Linked DNA regions of Homo sapiens: region 1 is linked to region 2. Evidence: chromatin loops called from intact Hi-C (ENCODE). Cell type or tissue: MCF 10A. All regions are shown on one strand. Links, peaks and the distances in the headings refer to the core of each region. The heading gives the core; the rest is flanking DNA.

Region 1 (10,693 bases), core at 1,269-9,268, 81 kb before region 2:
GAAAGGGAGAGTGCCTTGAACTGCCTGAGGGCCAAGCAGGGACCATCCCTGCATCTGCACAGGTTGCCAGTTCACCTCAGCCTCAGCCACAGACCAAATCCTTCATCCAGATAAGGGGTTACCCATAGGAACCTCAAAAGAAGTACTTGAAGCCCAGAAAACCTTGTAACTGGGTCCTTGAGTGGCTTGCTGGGACCCGCTCCCACCCTGCGGAGTGCTTTCTCACTTTAATCCCTGCGTTTGCTACTTCATTCCTGTGTTTCATTCCTTTGTTACTTTGTGCATTTTGTCCAATTCTTTGTTCAAAACGCCAAGGACCCAGACAACTCACTCAAGACCCTCCTTCCAGTAACACAAGCACAGTCACATCTGGAGGTACTGGGGGTTAGGTCTTCAATATATACATTTTTAGGGGCAACATTCAGTCATAACAACCAATAATGCTTAGTTTACATGCTTCTGTTAGTCTATCCACATGTGTAAAAGTTGGGTACATGAGCTGCCGAATATATTCTATTTCTACACAACAATCAGGAATGTTTAGAGGAGGTGAAAATTCAAAGACTGGGGACACCCAATTGGTGAAACTTCAGGTCAGAAAATGGAATTTTGAAAGTGCTTTTTTGTGCTGAGTTGGGAACCAGTGACTGAGGAGAAGTTGCAGAATAGTTGCCTATTGCTTTACGTTTGGGAGGGTGATAATGAATAAAAAACAAGCCTGTAATCTCTTGTCCGCACACATTTCTAGGGACAGAAGATGCTCCAGCATTTGAGGAGATGAGGAGTGTGGCCGATTCTACATGACCTGTTCATCTCAGTAGTTCTAGCTGAAATAAAAACTTTATGTTGACTATGGCACATTGCCTCATTAGTCTTTGGGGTTTGACAGGTGATCTCTTTCTTTCTGTTTGTTGTTGTTGTTGTTGTTGTTGTTTTTTAAGAGATGGAGTTTCGCTCTTGTCCAGGCTGGAGTGCCGTGACGCGAACTGGGCTCACTGCAACCTCTGCCTCCCAGGTTCCAGCGATTCTCAGCCTCCTGAGTAGCTGGGATTACAGGCATCCGCCACCATGCCCAGCTAATTTTTTGACAGCTGATTTCTATTAAAAGTCTAAAATCAATAAATGTTGCCCCTAAAGTTGAAATCTATCATCACATAGTACTCCATGTTGTTTTCCATGTTTGAAGAGTTACATAGAAAGCCTCAAATAACAGAAAATTGCCATCTTAGATCAAGAATAAGAATCATTCACCAACAAAAATTAACAAGCACCAACTAAGTATCAGCATCACATGTGTTAAAGATGCCACCTCTTGCCTCCAAGGGCAGCCACCTTTGAGGCTTTCTGTACATAATGAGAACCTTGGTCTCCACAACCCCTTATGTTAACCTAGACACGCCTTTCTAGTGATTCCAGGTCTTTAGATAATAACATAACTCTTTCAACCAACGGCCAATCAGAAAATCTTTGAAGCCACCTGTGACCCGTGAGCCCCGTTTTGAGTTGTCCCACCATTTAGGACTGAACCAATGTATATGTCACATGTATTGATTGATGTCTTAGGTCTCCTTAAAATATGTAAAATGAAGCTGTAACCCACGCATCTTGGGCACGTGTTCTCAGGACCTTCTGAAGTTGCATCATGAGTCATGGCCCTCACATTTGACTCAGAATAAAATCTCTTCAAATATATATTTTTTGTCAACAAAAGGTATCTATAAATGAGGACTATTGGAACTGTTACACTAAGGAAAATATTACAAAGCTGTGTTATACAATGGGTGAAGGGGAGGGTCACTGTACCAGGAAACTAATTTATGGCTGTGGCTGTCTTTGAGAGGGAATTAGCACACACAAAGCAAGTTTAGATCATCAACAGAACAAACTTTTGAGAGAGATTATAGGAATCTTTTTATATGGAACTCTGAACATTATGGATGATGTCCTACTAGATTTTTTTTTTTTTTAAAGACAGGGTCTCATTCTGTTGCTTAGGCTGGGGTGCAGTGGTACAATCATAGCTTACTGTAAACTCAAATTCCTGGGCTCAAACGATCCTCCTGTTTCAGTCTCCCAAGTAGCTAGGATTTCAGGCACACGCCATGATGCCTGACTAATTTTTTATTTTTATGTTTTTGGTAGAGACAGGGTGTCTATGTTGCCCAGGCTGGTCTCAAACTCCTGGCCTCAAGTGATCCTCCTGCCTCGGCTTCCCAAAGCATTGGGATAACAGGTGTGAGCCACACTGCGCTTGGCCCTACAAGAAATTTGACAAAAATGCAGAACCAATCTTCTGTTGCCTCCTGCAGAAAAGAGTACGAAATATAATGTAGACCATTGCTCCAGGTAACTGAACATAATGCAGCGTGCTTGAGGGGCTTAAAGATGAAGGGAGGAACGATTTTCCCTGTCGTAATCTCAGGTAGAGGCTGTTCTTCGCTTTCCACAGACAGAGGCTGATGACCGCAGCTAATTTCTGGCTCCTCATTGCTCTGGCTCTTGGATCCTGAGACAGAGCAGGGACCCCTCTTAGGGGTCTCTGGGTCCCCCAGGCATGGACATAAAAGAAATTCTTGAGTACCTTCAAGGAAAATTCCAGGCACCTAGCTAGCTTAGAAAAGTAAATGAACAATTTGATAAGCAAGAAGGTAATAGTAGTTTAAAACAATAGCCAAAGAAACTAGAGCCAGAAGATGTTTGGCTCCCCATAGAAATTAAAGATAATATCTTAACATATGTTCCTGAGCTAGTTTTCAGAAACCTGGAGCCCCACAAAATGGAACTGCAGACACACAGACCTCAGATAAGGGAGAACTAAGGACTGAACTGTGATTGCCATTAGAAATTTCTTTCTGAGGGGCCTGGAGAAGGTCATACCCATGAGCCAGCACTAATATTCTTTTTTGTTTGATTTTTAAACAAAACTCTTTAACCATTGCAAATCAGAAAATCTTAGAATCTACCCCGACCTGTAAGCCCCACTTCAAGATATCCCACCCGTTTAGGTCAAAACCAATGTGTAACCTCCAGGATTGATTTACAACTTTGCCTGTAGCTTTCCTGAAATTTACCCCTGCTTTTTTTTTTCTTTTTTTTTTAATGGTGTTTCGCTCTTGTTGCCCAGGGTGGAGTGCAATGATATGACCCCGGCTCACCGCAACGTCCGCCTCAATGGTGCGATCTCTGCTCACTGCAACCTCCACCTCCCAGGTTCAAGTGATTTCCTGCCTCAGCCTCCTCCTGAGTAGCTGGGATTGCAGGCGCCGCCACCACAGCTGGCTCTGCCACCACACCCAGCTGATTTTGTATTTTTAGTAAGGATGGGGTATCTCCATGGTGGTCAGGCTGGTCTTGAACTCCCGGCCTCAGCTGATCTGCCCACCTTGGCCTCCCAAAGTGCTGGGATTACAGGCGTGAGCCACCGCGCTGGCCTACCCCGCTTTTAAAAACCATTACCTGCAAGCCACCTCAGAGGTCAGGATTTAAGCATTAGCTTCCTGGTCCTCCTTGCTTGGTGCTCTGCAAATAACTGCCTTCCTTTTTACTGCTGCAAACCTCAGTGTATATATCTGGTCTTACCAGCTGGGTGGGCAGACCCCAGTTCGGGTCAATGACGATCCTTCTCAGAGGTCAGGTCTCTAAGACAAAAGCATGGTGCTCTCCCAACCCCAGGCCTGCCCCCTTTCAAATCTGTGTAGATGACCCATCCAACACTCAGCCCCAAAGGTCCTTTGGTATCTGTGCCTCTTGCCTCCACTCCAGCAAATCCATGTCCAACTTTGACATGGGAACTGTGAAAGGAAAATAAATCTCAGGACTCCGGGCTCACTAAGCAAAAGCGAAAAGTCAAGCTGGGAACTGCATCAGGGAAATTTGTTTCCCATTTTATTCCTAAATAAGATAACCTCAAAGATTAAAAAAAAAAAAGAAAAGAAAAGCTACATACCTCCTTCACAATTTGTACATTAGGAAATTCCTTTACCCTAAAATAGTTCTGCTGAATTTTAGCCTGAAAATGTAAATTGATAGTGTATCTTCACAGGTATGGGACAAAGGGCAGAATTCAAAGTCATTCTTCTGCCCACCTGAGACAAATGCATATCAGATTTCTTCCTCTGTGTTGGGAAAAGCTGAGTGTTGGGAGAAGCTGAGGTGGGGCTTGCATATCTGACATAACGTAAAAGAGCTCTGGAACATGTCCAGGGTTCAGGGTCTAAATCCCCTTGTGGTCTTTGGAACACCAAGCTCTGTGCTAATGGGTGGAAGGCTACCCTGATGCACCATAATCTAAGCCCAGGGCATAAAATCCCTCATGGCTTGGACAGAATCCAGGGCTCGCAGCTCTGGAATGTGTCTAGACTTGCTGGCTCCTTGCTCCTTGCTCCTTGCCCTCCCAGGATCAACAGTACCTTGAGTTAAAAGAACCTGCTCTCCATTTTCTCAAGTAGCAGAGCAGATGCTAAACCATCACAGCTGTAAATCATGTGCTTAATGCAACACGCCCTTTCAGCCTCCACATTCTTACCACCTGTTTCTTTGCTGGATTACCAATAAATAGCACTGGGCTCCCAGAGCTCCGGGCCTTCACAGCCTCCACAATTGTGATGGTCCCGTGGTCCCACTTTACTTCTCCAACTGTCTTTTTCTCAGTCCTTTGACTCTGCCAGACTTTCTCACTCCCGTGACCTGGTGTTGGGTCTGATCACCCCAACATTCTGCCTTATGTTTATATTATATAAAAATGCAGATTAATTGAGCCAGATGAATGCATAAGTGACTATTCCTCTACCTACTTCTCACAAGTGAAGGGCTTATCAAAGACTCGAAAGCATGCCACTGCTTGCCTCCTATTTACCCACACTTTAAAACATTTTTTCCTCTTTCCCCAGTATCTGTCTTTCCCCCTTTAAATTTTGAAGCCCTCACAATCATCTTTGGAGATAAGTACAGACCTGTCTCCTGGATGCATCCTTAACCTTGGCAAAATAAATTTCAGTGCTGACTTTTATTTTGTATTGCCAAATGCAGACTACATGGACAGAGAAAGAAAAATATAACCAACTCTACAAGAAATGACACAAAATAAAAAAGGGAAGAAAAGACACACACATGCCCCATACAGATATGAACAGATAGTGCGAAACAGAGGTAAACAAGACACACAAATACAGACAGGAAGAAGCAGATAAACAAACAAAAAAACAGAGGGATAACATTTTATTAATGAATGTCTCCATCTTGTGGTTATTCATAATGTAGCTACTAATTAAGTCAAGTTTCTTTTTCCATTGTTTATTCATCCATCCACCTTTTCATGCATTCATCCTTCAGTGCAACCGATATTCTTGAGCTCATGCTATATGGCAGGTCCTATTCTAGTGTTGGGGATAAGATAGTGAACAAAGCAGATGAACATCCCTGTCTTTGTACAGCTTTCATTCCAGTTGGGCAGATGGGTGGTAAATTAGGTAAGTATAATGTGTAGTAAATTAGATAAGTATAATGTTAGGTTGCATAATGCTAAGAAGAAAACATAAAGTAGGGAAGGAAATATGAAAGGCTGTTGGAAGATGGAGTTAATATTTTCAGTAGAGTGATCATGGAAGGTCTCACTGAAAGAGTGACTTTTTAGTGAATGCCTGAAGAAAGGGTAGGAGAGAGAAAAGGAGGAAACCTCATGGATATGTAGGGGAAGAGCGATTCAGGAAGAGGAAAAACCCAGTGCAAAGGCTTTGAGTGGGAGTGTGGCTGCTCAAGGAATGGCAAAAAGATCAACTGGGGCTGGAGTGTAGTGAGCAAGGAGGACAGCTGGGAGGTGAGTAAGGAAAAGAGCAAAGAGAGAAAGCAAGAAGGAGAGCATGGAGGACAGCAAGAAGAAGAGGACGAAGGTGAGCAAGGAGGAGAGAAAGAAAAGTGGGCAAAAGAGTAAGGAGATAAGCAAGGAGGTGAGTAAGGAGGAGAACAAGGAGGTGAAGATGGGAGATAAGCAAGGAAAAGAACAGTGAGTTGAGCAAGGAGGTGATCCAGGAGAACATGCAAGGAGGTAAGCAATGAGAATGAGCAAGGAGGTGTGCAACGAGAGTAAGGAGGTAAGCAAGGAGATGAGTAAGGAGAGTAAGGAGGTAAGCAAGGAGGTGAGCAAGGGGGAGAATAAGGAGGTGAGAAAGGAGGGTGAGCAAGAACAGAAAGCATGCAGAATAGCAAGAAGGTAAGCAAGGAGGAGAACAAGTAGATAAGCAATGAGAGTGAGCAAGGAGGTGAGCAAGAAGAAGAACAAGAAGATGAGTAGGAGGATAACCAAGAAGGTGAGCAAGCAGCAGAGCACTAGGAGAACAGCAGGCCCACATCATTCTGGCTTTGGCATTTGCTCTGAGTGAGGTGGGTGACACTGGAGGATTTTGAGCAGAGGCAGTACACCATATGACATGAACCTGGTTGCTGAGATGAGAGTAGGCTCTAGGGGACTAAGGCTGGAAGCTGGGAGAACAGAAGGGCTATGGCAATACTACAGTGAGAGATGAGGCTTGGATCGAGGTGGTGGCAGTGGGAAAGGCAAAAAAAAGTAGAATTCTAAAGATACTCTGAAAGTAGATACAGCAGGATTTTTTAATGGGCTTGATGTGGAATGTGAGAAAAGAGGGACAATAAATAGATAGAATTTCTTCTTAATTACCAGTGAGGGAGCACTTGTGTAGAGTGTAGTCCCTTTGTTTTGGCCAATTTCTCCCTTTTGGAATGAGAGTATTTAGCTAATGCCTGTACCCCTTTGTATCTTGGAAGTAACTAATTGTTTTTTGATATTACAGGCTCATAGGTGGAAGGAACTTTCTTGCCTCAGATAAGACTTTGGATTGTGGACTTTTGAGTTAATCCTGAAATGAGTTAAGACTTGGGGGACCGTTGAGAAAGGATGATTGTATTTTTCAATGTGAGGAGGGGCCTGGTGTGAGGTGACCAGGATCATGGGGGTGGATTTCTCCCTTGTTGTTCTCATGATAGTGGGTGAATTCTCATGAGATCTGGTTGTTTAAAAATGTGTAGCACCTTCCCGTTTGCTCTCCTCCTCCTGCTCCAGCCATGAAAGACATGCCTGCTTCCCCTTCACCTTCCACCGTGATTGTAAGTTTCCTGAGGCCCCCCAGCCATGCTTCCTGTACAGCCTGCAGAACCGTGAGCCAATTAAACTTCTTTTCTTTATAAATTACTCAGTCTCAGGTAGTTCTTTATAGCAGTGCAAGAACAGACTAACACAGGGTCTTTGAGACCTGTCAGTGCCATGTTGATTTGTGGATAGCTATTTTTGGAGGGGTGCAGGGGAGCAAGGGGAATGAAGGCCAGTATGTCCTACTCTGTCATCTTGGTGATATCGCTCTCTTGATTTCATTTGAAGTGAATCCTATCACTTCGTATCAATTTCAAAACTAAATTCATCCAAATTAAGTAATTTCACTAACTCTGTGTCCACTCAGTATTATGAACATCATAATGAAAGTTATCACAAAAATTGAAAATCAACCCTAAATTTATAAATACCAAGAGTGTTTTAATGTTTTTATAGTTTTTACAGCCACTTTACATAACAATGTTGATGACAATCAAAATCTTCTGCCTATTATTAAAAAGTTAAAAGTATGTGCAGTGGCTCACGCCTGTAATCCCAGCCCTTTGGGAGACTGAGGTGGATGGATCACTTGAGGTCCGGAGTTTGAGACCAGCATGGCCAACATGGTGAAACCCCGTCTCTACTTAAAAAATACAAAAATTAGCCGGATGTGGTGGCAGGCACCTGTAATCCCAGCTACTTGGGAGGCTGAGGCAGGAGAATCGCTTGAACCCATAAGGCAGAGGTTGCAGTGAGCCGAGATGGTGCCACTGCACTCCAGCCTGGGTGATAGAGAGAGACTCCGTCTCAAAAAAAAAAAGTTAAAAGTGTGTAAAATCATTATTGTTTGTCTTGTAAAAAGTTTCTATTTCAATATAGTGTCATATCTTTTTACCAAGTTTACAAATAAGCTTTTCCTTTGATTGGAGGCTAAATCTTAGCTCATGTGTGAAATGTAGCATCAACGAGAAAACATAAATTACATTGCCCATTTTGGTCTTTGATTATTAAATGGTTGGCAAGTATTCCTTCTGTTTGAATAAAACTGGGAATTCGAGTTAATAATATAGTAAATCTTTGTAAAAATTTTCCATGATTCACCCAATGAGCATTGGCAAAGAACACAAGTTCATTAAATTCACTATCTTCTCTTTTATATAATTATTCCATAAACTGGTGACGATTTATGGCACTGACGCATATGAACTCAATGATTTAAAAAAACTCTATCCATGACACTTTTCATAGAGTGTTTGAGAAAACTGAGAATAAAAATTTTCAGGAGAACAAAGCTATAAATAAATGCATTTGCCTCTTGTTTAAAAATTCCAATAAAACCTGATAGTTGACTTAATACATCTGGAGTACAAGTTGTCATGACAGAAACAAATATAATCACATTTAGTTGGAATTTTTTTCTTTGAGAGACATAAAGGATTAAAATGTATTTATGCCATGAGTTTGATTTTCGGGGTCATGAATGACATTTCTCCATAAATTAGGAAGTCCTTTGAGAAGAAAAGCCATTAATTTGGTTAGTGTTCTTGTATTGCACAACTAATCTAAAGCTAAAGAAGAGTACTTGCAATTTTTCAAACTTTATATCAATTGACATTTGATATCATGTAAACAATCTTCTGTTTTACACGCTATAGTTGGTTGGCTTTAATTGGAGGTCTTTCACTTTGGGTAAAATAAATTATGATCTTTTACTTATACTTCAGTTATTTTAAAAAATAGTAGCTGAAAATTAAAGTCACCCTGGTTGGGGAGCATTTAAAACAACACAAAGGACAAAAATGCGGGAGCAAGGCCAGGCTCATCCCAAATCAGCTGAATCTGAATTTCTGGCAGGGGGCCTAGGATGCGCATTCTAATTTAAAGCTCCTGGGTGATTCTGTACTAAGTAGTCAGCAGTGGGCCGGACGCGGTGGCTCAGGCCTGAAATCCCAGCACTTTGGGAGGCCAAGGCAGGCGGATCACGAGGTCAGGAGATCAAGACCATCCTGGCTAACATCATGGTGAAACCCCATCTCTAATAAAAATATAAAAAATTAGCTGGGCGTGGTGGCACGTGCCTGTAGTCCCAGCTACTTGGGAGGCTGAGGCAGGAGAATTGCTTGACCCAGGAGGCAGAGCTTGCAGTGAGCCGAGATTGCGCCACTGCACTCCAGCCTGGGCGATAGAGCGAGACTCTGTCTCAAAACAAACAAACAAACAAACAAAACAAAAAGTAGTCAGCAGTGAGAACCAGGGACCTTGGCTTTTGATCATCTCTCTGGTGGATTGAAGGAAACTGTTTTCCATCACAGAGCTGGCCTGTCCTCAGCTCAGTGAGTCCACTGTGTTCATCCAGGGCAGCACTTTCCATCCCTCTCAGAAAGATGCTTCCAGCCAGGCCCATATACTTGCTGACATTTTCCTCTCCCCCACTCCTCCTACCATTAATTTCAGCTACTGCATCTTAGCCTCCACCCATCTCCCCATGTCCATGTCTCAGTGCATGTTATTTCTGCTGCCATATAGTAAAGGTCTCCTCAAAGTCCATCTAAAATCCCAATCTTTCCTTAATCAAACCCACAGTCTTCTACTTTTACCCTATGTCCAAACCAATCCCTCAGGCTCCTTAAGCAGAGTGCTTCTGCTCTTTTATGTTCTTCTTAAATTGCTTTCTCAGCATTTTAACTGCACACGTCCTCATTCTCTAAATGCTTTGGGACCTTAAAGGCAGGGACCCAAAGCTGATTCACTTTGACCCTAACACACTTTATGCAAGGCTGGATACACAACAAGTAAACTCATTGAATGAGTAAACAAATGGACAACTGAATATAACTATGGAGAAATTAACACTCATGAAAGAATACATTAACAAAAAAATTCAGGTTTAATTCATAAATGGAAGTGGCTAGGCTCTTGCCAGAGCTCCATGAAGTACCCTCCCCAGGAAAAGAACAAAGAAGATGGGAGATGGGGGTCTGATTCTGGCCCCATTTCTGATGGCTGATTTGCAATTTCTACTCTTGTTAGCAATTGGAAAACCCATCTAAGAAGTTATCGTCTCTTTGCATAGGTCTGCTTGTGTGCATCTCTTCATTTCAATGGCTACGTCACGAATACCTGCAAGAAACTGTAAGTGAGACTTCCACTCTCCTCCTCCTTCCTTATACTCTGCATTTTACTCATACAGACTGGGCTGGAGTAGGATATAAGTCAAGTCACACTCTGGTGTGATCCATCTGACAGGGCTCTCTGCAGCAGAGGCAATGAGCTAGAAATGTGTCCTCCAAAGATGGGACTTCCAAATTCCTAAATCTTCTCAAAATCTATGTCAATCACATATTGGCATATTTTCTAAACTTTATATGAACTTTTTTCCAACTTACATTACCACTTGAGATAGCATATGCTTTTATAGACCCTTTATGCCAATGGTAGTAAGAAGTCCTAATGACTTTGTTAGGGGTATCCTGTATGCTACTGATACTCAGGGGAGGGGGTATGTCTGTGTTTCAGTTATGTAGACTCTTTGTAAATTTAGGAACATAAATCTAATCTCTTATTCTTGGTCTGAGTTATCATTTAAGAACT
Region 2 (10,693 bases), core at 1,415-9,414:
GGAATAATAGGCATCGAAGGCTTGGAAGAGTAGGGGGTGAAAGCGGAGCGAGGGGTGAGAAATTAGTAATGTGAGCACAACCTACGCTATTTGACTTACGGTTACCCTAAAAGACAAGACTCCACTATGCGATACATCCATGTCATGACACTGCACTTGTCGTCCTTAAACTTATACAAATAATTAAAAAGAAATAGAACAGAAACATGGGGCTTCGTGAATAAAACGTTCCCTAATAGTTATCCTAACCCTTCATTTCTTCAGTGATTTACTTCACTCCCCTTTATCCATTTGGTCAATGAATCACCCTTTTTTCCAACTAGTATTTACTTAACCCTACTATGGGCTGGATAACTTTCTGGATACAAGAAATGCAGCATGGACAGAACAGATATGGTTAAAACCCCATTCTTGGTGTAGCATACAGCAATTGTATCACGCAGTTACCATAACCTCCAGCAGCATGATGAACCATAGACGCAATATAGAAGGAGCTGTTCTCTGACAGGGAAATGCAGCCATGGTTTTTGCTTCATGATGTGCATGTTGGTCTGCCTGTTCTTCTCTAGCCTCTAGCCTGGAAGCTTCATCCTGACGGTACCCTCAGAAGTGTCACCTCTACTGCAGACCTTTCCCATCTTGACCGTGTTCTCTTGCCTCCTTCCTGGTCCTTGTGTCTTCCCGTTGCCCTGGGACGCTCGTGGGCCATATCAATGACGAACACATCATCCTCTGACTTCACCCTCCTGGGGCTTCTGGTGAACAGTGAGGCTGCCGGGATTGTATTTACAGTGATCCTTGCTGTTTTCTTGGGGGCCGTGACTGCAAATTTGGTCATGATATTCTTGATTCAGGTGGACTCTCGCCTCCACACCCCCATGTACTTTCTGCTCAGTCAGCTGTCCATCATGGACACCCTTTTCATCTGTACCACTGTCCCAAAACTCCTGGCAGACATGGTTTCTAAAGAGAAGATCATTTCCTTTGTGGCCTGTGGCATCCAGATCTTCCTCTACCTGACCATGATTGGTTCTGAGTTCTTCCTCCTGGGCCTCATGGCCTATGACTGCTACGTGGCTGTCTGTAACCCTCTGAGATACCCAGTCCTGATGAACCGCAAGAAGTGTCTTTTGCTGGCTGCTGGTGCCTGGTTTGGGGGCTCCCTCGATGGCTTTCTGCTCACTCCCATCACCATGAATGTCCCTTACTGTGGCTCCCGAAGTATCAACCATTTTTTCTGTGAGATCCCAGCAGTTCTGAAACTGGCCTGTGCAGACACGTCCTTGTATGAAACTCTGATGTACATCTGCTGTGTCCTCATGTTGCTCATCCCCATCTCTATCATCTCCACTTCCTACTCCCTCATCTTGTTAACCATCCACCGCATGCCCTCTGCTGAAGGTCGCAAAAAGGCCTTCACCACTTGTTCCTCCCACTTGACTGTAGTTAGCATCTTCTATGGGGCTGCCTTCTACACATACGTGCTGCCCCAGTCCTTCCACACCCCCGAGCAGGACAAAGTAGTGTCAGCCTTCTATACCATTGTCACGCCCATGCTTAATCCTCTCATCTACAGCCTCAGAAACAAGGACGTCATAGGGGCATTTAAAAAGGTATTTGCATGTTGCTCATCTGCTCAGAAAGTAGCAACAAGTGATGCTTAGAGAGTCACTGCCCAGAGGATAAGGCTTCCTAAGGACTTCCTCCATTTGCCCTGTTTCCCTGGAGATGATCTGCTCAGCTATCAACCTACACTTACTACTGGCAGTTAAGATGATTCACCCTGTCTGGATTCTTGCTCCTCGGGAGCAAGGGAAAGATGTTTTACTGTTATGCAGAGATCTTTCAGTGAAGTATCAAAAATGGTTTATTATGAAGTTAAATAATTTATCTAGTCTTTTTATTTAGGGAAGAAAAACCCCAAATATTAGAGTTCACAGCAACCTTTCACTCTGAACTAGATCTCCTTCACAACATTTGTTCATGTTTAAACAACACAATGAAAGAAACCTGCAAAAGCTATCAAATGTTTACAGTCAAATTCTGTGATTAGCAGCAATAGAGTAAAAGAATGCCAATACACAAGTGGCAAAGAAGATAAAAGCACACACTTTAGTCGTGTTTTTTATTTTAGTATTAACCCCAAGTAACTATAAGCTCTAATATTATCGTTGAATCTCTGACCCTCTTGAGTACAGACAGCAGCTATCAAATACTAGGCCACAATAAATGGTGGTGAATTGAACAGAACTGAGTATGAATGGGTGGAGGTTCAGCATGACACAGCTACTCACAGGGAATAGACTCTAACACTTAGCATCAAAGAACATGACTGCCACTTTCCTTGAGGATGTATTAACAGGATACCAGGTTCGTTAACATCCATGGCCAGAAACTTCCCTTTTCCAAGTTCTGTGATTCAACAGCAACACTTAAGGCACTTTGAGACTGACTGAGTGGGGTGGGAAGTCCCTGGAGTTTTCCATGCGGGTGTTACATGATAACAGACACGTTTTTAAAGCATCACTATGCCTACAGTGTAGGAAAATAGAACAAAGGGCAAACATGGATACAGGAAGACAATTGAGGTTTCAGAGATGAGAAACAAGGATGGCTTGTGTAGGGTGTGGACACAAAGGATTTGGCTCATGGATTTGGCGTGTGTTAGCAACAGGTGTAGAGTGAAGGATAACTTATTGGTTTGGGCCCAAGTGAATAAAAAAATGGAATATTGATATTTGGAAAACTTGTCGGTAGCAGAAGTCAAGAATTCACTTAAGATAATTTGGAAATATCTATTAGGTATTTAAGCTAGGCCGGGTGCAGTAGCTCATACCTGTACTCCCAGCACTTTAGTGGAGACCAAGGAGGGTGGATTGCTTGAGCTCAGGAGTTTGAGACCAGCCTGCCAACATAGCAAAACCCCATCTACCAAAAACACAAATATCAGTTGGATGTGGTGGCACATGCCTGTAGTCCCAGCTACTTGGGAGGCTGAGGTGGGAGGATCACGGGAGGCTGAGAAGTTGAGGCTGCAGTGAGCCGTGATGGCACCACTGTGCTCCAGCCTGACTGGCAGAGAGGCCTTGTCTCAAGATAAATACATAAATACAGAAAGATATTGAAGCTATATGTAAAGTCAATTGTACTTCAGATTAGAGTTCTGAACATAAAGCATACATTTAATAATCAGAGTACGAAGAGCATTTAAAAACAGGTTTTTTGAGAGTTTTCTTAAGAGAAAGCTTGAGACTGAGATCTGAGGCAGCTGGCGTCACATGAAAAATTAGAAAGATAGGGTTTTATGAGGTTAGAAGAAATCTAAGACAAAGTGTTTAAAGAAAGTAAAAGCAACTGCAACAAGTGCAGTCTATGGTTGAAATAAGTGAGATTTGGTTACTGTATTTAGCAACATGAAAGGTTACTTGTAACCTTAGTGACCATTTTTAATGGAGATATGCTTAGAGATGATTCAGGGTAAAATCAAGGGGGAGGAAGTGGATAAGGTAAGTTGAGTATGAATTTTTAGATTTTTTTGTAAAGGAAATGGAGTATAACTAGAAAAACGTGATACCAATGTGTTTGATGTTAATGGTGCTGTCATGTGATATTGAGTATGAAGTTCAAAGGAATAATTCAGTACAAAAAGAAAATCGATATATGAGAAATGGAGGAAAGTTTCAGAAAGATGGCCTTTGAGAGTGGCCGAAAGCACAGAAACCAGTTTAGAAGTGGAGAGTTTGAACTTTTGTAAGAGCATGGCCAACTCAGTGACAATAGCAGGAGGTCAGGCAGAGCGTGTGTTATAACTAAGATCCCTTCCGATGGTTTGTATCTTCTCGGTGCAGTTAGAATCAATGAGAGCGTCTATGAGTAAAGATCAGGGTGGTCCCGTCAAAAGTTTGAGAGGAGAAGAGAATCATCTTGGAGAAGAGGTAAGTTAATAAGCTAGTAGAGACATCTGGGTTGTAGGACAACCTTCGGACTCCCCCTCCTTTGCATTGAATTTATGAATTTAGCACAGCACATTTGTCAGACGATTCATGATGTGTGTTCGGGATGGTGGCCAGAAAATAGTAGGCACTCAATATGTTAACTAGAATTATGTTAAAAACAAGGACAAAATAACAGCAGCAACTGCTGTTACTACTACAAACTTATTCCTTTGTGAATAAAGTGTGTCATATTTATGCTTTTCCAAGGCATATAATTTGCAGTATGTAATAGATGTTCAGTAGCTGTTTATTTCAATAAATTTGTCTCTTTGGGCAATTAAAAGTTGTATAGGCAGAATTCTTCATGGTGTGGAGTTTCTTGTATAATATGGCATGATTTTGCATTATAAGGTGACACTGTCACTTCATTTCAAAATGTTAATTATTTACGTTTAGAAGTTAAATTCCACCCTACTCCTAAAACATTCTCTCTGTAATCTTGGCTTTGGTGGTGGCTTCTCTGGTGATGGGTTCCCATTTAGCGTGGGAAAATGTCCCTGCTCTGAGTGTCCTAGTTGTAGTTGGCACCAAGAGGAGATGGGCACACAGATTTCACTAAAATACTGTGTGATACCAGCATATATGCCCAGCAACAGATTGTTCAGATGTTGAACAGCTTTTTATAAGGTTTTTTCCCCATGAATATTTAACTGTTCTTTAATTATTTCCACCCCATCTGCCAATTTCAAAGGCAATTTAAGGGTGATAAGGCCATATGCTTGGAGCTTGAACCCCCTGGAGTCTGAATATTAGCCTATTTCTTTCTGGGCTGTGTGCCCTGAGCATGTTACCTAACCTCTCTGTGCCATAGTTTACTATCTTGCTCAGAGTCTATCATAGTTGAAGAATGAGGAAGAGGCTTCTTAGAGCAGATATTTTCTAAGCCTACAACTGTTGCTCCTTCAGGCCATGGGGGCTCTGCCTGAGTGATCTAGCCAAGCCGTCTTCTGTGGGTTCCCTGGGCAAAGCTCTCATCAGGAGTTCCTTGATTCGTTGAATAGCTTCTACCTCAGGTACTGCACTGAGACATTTGCGATTGCGTCTAAGATGGTTATATATCTCCCCACTTTCTCTTGGCTTGCTGATCTATCTGTACAGGAAGAAGAAATCTATACATGAATATGAAGTCCCAAGTGATTGTTACTATGGGACACCATGACATCCTCCTCCTGACACCTTGTGGCCAGTTAGTAATATGACATTATCCTAAAACAACACCATGTGTTCTCTATTCTTTAAAACTGCATGTATCATTAGGAGAATAAAAAAAAAAAAATGAATAATATCGGTACCTTTGGACTGATGGTGACATCATTTTTGTTATTAAACATTTTCTGCATTTTAGCAGTTATTTTTACTCTGTAATCCCTCCAGAATCAATTGGAAAAAATACAATGAATTGTATAAAAACCTTGAATCTATGATTATTTATTGCCAAATAATTTGCCAAAAAGTTTGTTTCTCCATATATATTTCTGTAATTATAGATAGAATTTAATAGCTTTAAATATTATAGTTAATATCCCTCACTTTATTTGGTAAAACTTGAAAAGTTACTGAATTTGCTACAACATAGAGGAAAGAAGTCTTTGCTTGGGGATATTTAATTCCAGCCACTTTGTAATTTTAGGGAGTGAATTGAATCACCACTTAATGACGCAGGCAACAGCAGGGCTTCTAAGAAAATCACATTATAAATCAGCGTTAATCTCTTCTTATACTATGAAATATAACACTAGAAATGCCATGCAAAACTCATTATTAATCATCTCAAGAAAACAGTTGTGAAACCATTCATGAAATAACCCCGCACCCCATCAAGAAACGGAACATAACCAGCACTCCAGGGCGCTCTTGTTTGATCACCGCACATGCCCCAGGGCAAAAACAGGCATTATTCTAAATGTCTCTAACTTTCATTTGAACTATTAGACATGCAAAAATGTGCAAAATTAGCACAATGAGCTTCCAATGTGGCCGTCACTCAATTTCTCTTAATGCTGACATTATTTTGAAACAGTTTTGCTCTTGCTGCCCACGCTGGAGTGCAATGGCATGATCTCAGCTCAGTGTAACCTCCCCTCCTGGGTTCAAGTGATTCTCCTGCCACAGCCTCTCAAGTAGCTGGGATTACAGGCACCCACCACCATGCCTGGCTAATTTTTTGTATTTTTAGTAGAGACAGGGTTTCACCATATTGGCCAGGCTGGTCTTGAACTCTTCTGTCTGCTCAATTGCACACTGATAATGTTGATGACAAGCTTCTTTCCAGGAGCAGAAGAAAGACCGGATGAGACAAATCATTCCTCCACCTACCCAGGGACTTCTGCATAATTGACTCTTCCTTGGCTCCTTCTATCTCTTCAGACATTCACCTTATCCTGTGTAAAATGTACATTTACTGGGCACTAACTGAAGTCTCACAGAAACGTAACCATTGACCTTACCACCAACCCGCCCGTCTTCCTATATGCCTTCCCCCACCTTAAGAAAATATATACGTACTGAGTGTTCTAAAAACCTCTTTGGAAAAATGGCCATGGGTGTGTCTGTGGCTTATTTTTCTAGACATACTCTAATATTGGCTTAATGAAACTTGACTGAGCAATTCTCACTCATTTCAGTTAAGTTTCTAACATTTCTTTAGTTGGGCCTTGACAGCGAAGAATATTGGTCAGTTATTTTGCCAAATGAATTTCATAGTAATTATTCCCTGGATTTCTTCTTGCATGACTGGATAAATATTCCTAAATACTACAGTTTAATTTTTACTATTCATTGAAAATTATATAAATTGTATACCCTGTCGATGAAAAGTCAAACCCTGTATTTTAAGATTTATTCTGAGCCAAATGAGTGACCAATGGCCCATGGAACCACCCTCAGAAGATCCTGAGAAACACGGGTCTGAGGTGGCCGGACAACTTGGTGTTACGCATTTTAGGGAGACATAAGACATCAGTCAACATGTATAAGATGTACAGTGGTTTGACCTGGAAACACACAACAATTGGAAGCAGGAGTTTCTAAGTCAGAGGCAGATTCAAAGATTTTCTGATTGGCAATTAGCTGAAAGAGTTGTTTATCAGTAGAAAGAAATGTCTGGTTATGGTAAGGGTTTGTGGAGACCAAGACTTGATCTTGTAGATGAGGCCTCCAACAAGCAGGCTTCAGAGAGAAGATTGTAAATGTTTTTTAATTAGACTTAAGTCTTAAAGAATCTGTTCTATCAGTAATTCCAAAAGGGAGGGAGGGTATCCTGAGGCATGTCAAGCTCTTCCTTCCTATCATGGCCTGAACTAGTTTATCAGGTTAACTTTGGAATGCCTTTGCTGAGACGAGGGCCCTATTCAGATGGTTGAGGGAGGCTTAGAATTTTACTTTTGGTTTAAAACCCTTTAGTATTTAGCCGGAATTTTAGGAAGGGGACCCTGATTTTTGTAGTGAGAAGAACCCATATTAGTGCCCATGGACATAAACATACACAAACAACAAATAAGCAATTCAAGATCTGATAAAAAGATAATGACATTGAAAGATGCTTCTGAACCCTATGTCTGAGGCCACCAAACAATCCAAGCAAAATCATTCTTGTGACCTGGTTACAAAGATGTGCATTTCAAATACCAGTAAAGAGAAAAGACACAAAAATGGGAAGATTAAAAGAATTTTTAAAAAGAAAACAGATTCCTTATTAGCCTTTCCATCAGAATGAGCTTATTTCCAGAGTCCCAGCCATTAATGAAGAGCCTAGAGTAGTTATGAACAAAATTTGACTTCACCTCTCAAAACCTGACTTGGTGAACAAGGTCCCAAAACTAGCTGCCATCAGTGATATGCAGAAGAGCAAGTGCAGAGGGCAAGCTGGGCTACAAGAGGACTCTAAGGGGCACAAGCAGGTTGTGTGGTTCAGTCTCCTGTGAGCATGCTCTGAGAGGCAGATAGGTCTAAAGAGCAGAGATGGAAGATTGACACTGATAGAATACCATGTCAGAAGTCAGAGTCACAATCACTTTGGTGACTGAGTGGGGACAGGACAGGTTTTGAGGGTTGGTAATCATTCTTGACCAGCTGGGTCAAGAAAGAGATTGAGCTCCTGGTCTCTAGCAATCCTCCCACCTCAGCCTCCCCAGTAGCTAGGAGATATATGTATTTGTATATACATATATATGGGTGTGTGTGTATATATACATATATATGTATACATGAAAGAAAACTGACTAATCTCTATATATATGTGTATGTGTGTGTGTATATATATATATGTATATAGAATCTCCTTCTGATAAATATCCTGTTGAAACTGTGACTCCCTCAGGAATTCTCGGTGCCGTCTTCACAGCCCTCCCTCTTCTGCAGCCCCTGCTCTGCCGCTTCCATCCAGGCTGCTTGCCCCAGAGATGGGCTGCGCTGCACGGGGCTCCTCCTGAGATGCTGCCTCTTCCCCATGACCCTCTGGATTCTTGATTGTCTGTGTACCACGTCTTCTACTTTAAAACCTCCCCATTGTGGAGCATGTCTTTCAACAGGTTTATAAACAAAGTACGTGGGAGGAAATTTTTTAAAGGCCTTGCATGTTTGAAAATGACTTTTTTTATCCTCCCACTTTGACAGTAGATCTGGCCAGGTGTCAATGTGTAGGTTGAAAAAAGCTTTCCCTCATGAATATGAGGATGTCCCTCCTCCATTGTCTTCTAACATTCAGTATTTCTCCTGGGAGTTCCATGCTCTCAATTTTAGTTGTGTTGTCGTCCCCTGGAGGCTTCAGGCTCTCCTTTGGCAGTCGTGTTAAACATTCATAATGTCTTCATAAGGGCTCTTTTTAACAATTATGTTGGGCAATTGATGAACCTTTTAATCTTGAAACGTGTCTTTCAATTCCAGAATTTTTGCTCTGAAACATGACTGAAATATGTGCTTTCCTTCCATCTAAAACATTCTTTTCCTCTGGAATTTTTATTACTTGATTTGCCTCCTGACTCACAAACTGGATCTCTTCTTCTACCTTCTTTTGCATCTGTCTTGTCCTACTTTACAGTCTACACTGCCATAATCTAAATGTTCAAGAACTCTTAAAAATTTCTCCAATGCTCTGTTTAAAACACCCTGTTCTAGTTTAATATCTGTTTGTATGTTCTTATCTGTCATAGCAGATTAGTCAGTTATCTTTTATAGAAAGAGTTTCTCTAATTACTGCATACTGTATTTCTTCTTATTTTCACTGATTTGTGTGATTTCTGCCTTTTATTTTAGAAGCTTTCCTCAAGTTTTGTAATCCCTGTCTCTCTCCTAATGTTAGTCTCTGGATAAGGACAAGCCTTAACGAGTAGGAGTCACTAAACTATGATGTAAATGACTTATTTTGGAAACCTCAAATGTCAGTATTCCTAGGTATTTTCTTTGGTATGGTCTGCTTCCTCTGCAAATCTTTCTGGGGGCTGCCAGCATTCTGAGAACCCACGTTGGGGAAACGTGCTGGTGTGCTTCACAATGTAGGGTGCAGACTTCCCACTTACACCCACGCAATGTCTGTTTTCCAATCCCAGAGCCCTTTGGGTACACCACCACCTCCCAAGTTAGTGTCGCGTCAGGTCGGGGAGGAAGGGTTGTCTAACTAAAGTGCGTGTATAACAGTTTTTATACAAACTTTTAGCCAAGCCTCCCATTTCAATGTTACCTGTAATATTTAGACAGACCTGATTAGGAGTTCTTCCAGCAGGAATCAACTTGCTTCCGAACTTCTCCACTCACCAGCTCAGTGTTCTGCTTTGAGATTTTTGAGTCAAAAACAGTTTCCTTTGGCTTTCCAGCTTCCAAAACTTTGTTGCTGTTTTTTCTCCCAACATCTTGATTCTTCTGTATTTATGCTTTAAACATAAGAGTCCCTTCACTGAGTGGTAAACACTTATGTTTCAAAAAAGGCCTGAAAATATCTTTTGTTAATTTAATCCTTTTAATTTTTTATTACCATTTTCTTTCAAATTTTTAAGTTTATATTTTAATTGACAATTGTATATATGGTGTACAACCCAATGTTTTAATATGTATATACATATATACACATTTTGGAAAGACAAAATCAAGCTAATCAACATATCAATTACTTCACATCCTATAATTTTTGAGTGGTGGAGTATTTAAAATCTAGCAATTTGAAAATAAATATATAATACGTAGATATAAACTGTAATCATCATGTTATACAATAGATCTAAACTTATTTCTCCTGTCTAACTACCCTTACTTTTGAATGATAGTATAGCTGGGTTTACAATTCGGGATTGGTAGTTTTATTCTAACAGCATTTGTCCTTGAGACGTTCTCTCTTTTTTAAAGTTTTTTTTCCAACTTTTATTTCAGGTTGAGGGGTACATGTGCAGGTTTGTTATATAGGTAAGTTGCATGTCACTGATTATTTCACCACCCAAGTGATAAGCATAGTTCCTGATAGGTAGGTTTTCAGTCCTCACTTTCCTCCCTACACCCTCAAGTAGGCCCGGTGGGGGGGTCTGTTATTCTTTGTGTCCATAGGTACTCTGTTTAGCTCCCACTCATAAGTGAAAATATGTGGTATTTGGTTTTCTGTTTGTGTTAGTTTACTTAGTATAGTGGCCTCTAGCTCCATCAACATTGCCACAAAAAACAAGATCTTGTTTTTTCTGGCTGCATGTATTCCATGATGTATATGTACAGTATTT

Evidence for each region. Peaks named below come from ENCODE experiments on the same cell type or tissue, not always from the same donor. Only the 100,000 strongest peaks of a DNase experiment are listed, where the experiment ranks them.
Region 1: it touches region 2 in a loop (9-fold over the local background); 4 of 110 quality-filtered maps call a loop at or near these places.

What each region holds. Positions count from the first base shown.
Region 1 is chr1:248,698,388-248,709,080 of GRCh38, reverse strand. It overlaps OR14I1 (olfactory receptor family 14 subfamily I member 1), which reads left to right and starts at 6,315. Exons shown (of 5, transcript NM_001004734.4): 1 at 6,315-6,378; 2 at 7,076-7,170; 3 at 10,176-10,234. It also overlaps the pseudogene LYPD9P. In MCF 10A, for the core only: a CTCF peak has its summit at 5,262 (motif pointing left); no DNase peak of the experiment used is centred there.
Region 2 is chr1:248,617,149-248,627,841 of GRCh38, reverse strand. OR2T11 (olfactory receptor family 2 subfamily T member 11) reads left to right here. Exons shown (of 2, transcript NM_001001964.2): 2 at 570-4,285. The coding sequence starts at 714. The coding sequence ends at 1,664. Among named protein-coding and RNA genes, the nearest start is that of OR2T11, 13 kb to the left of the region's middle. In MCF 10A, for the core only: CTCF peaks have their summits at 5,181 (motif pointing left) and 8,772; DNase peaks (open chromatin) are centred at 5,161 and 8,751.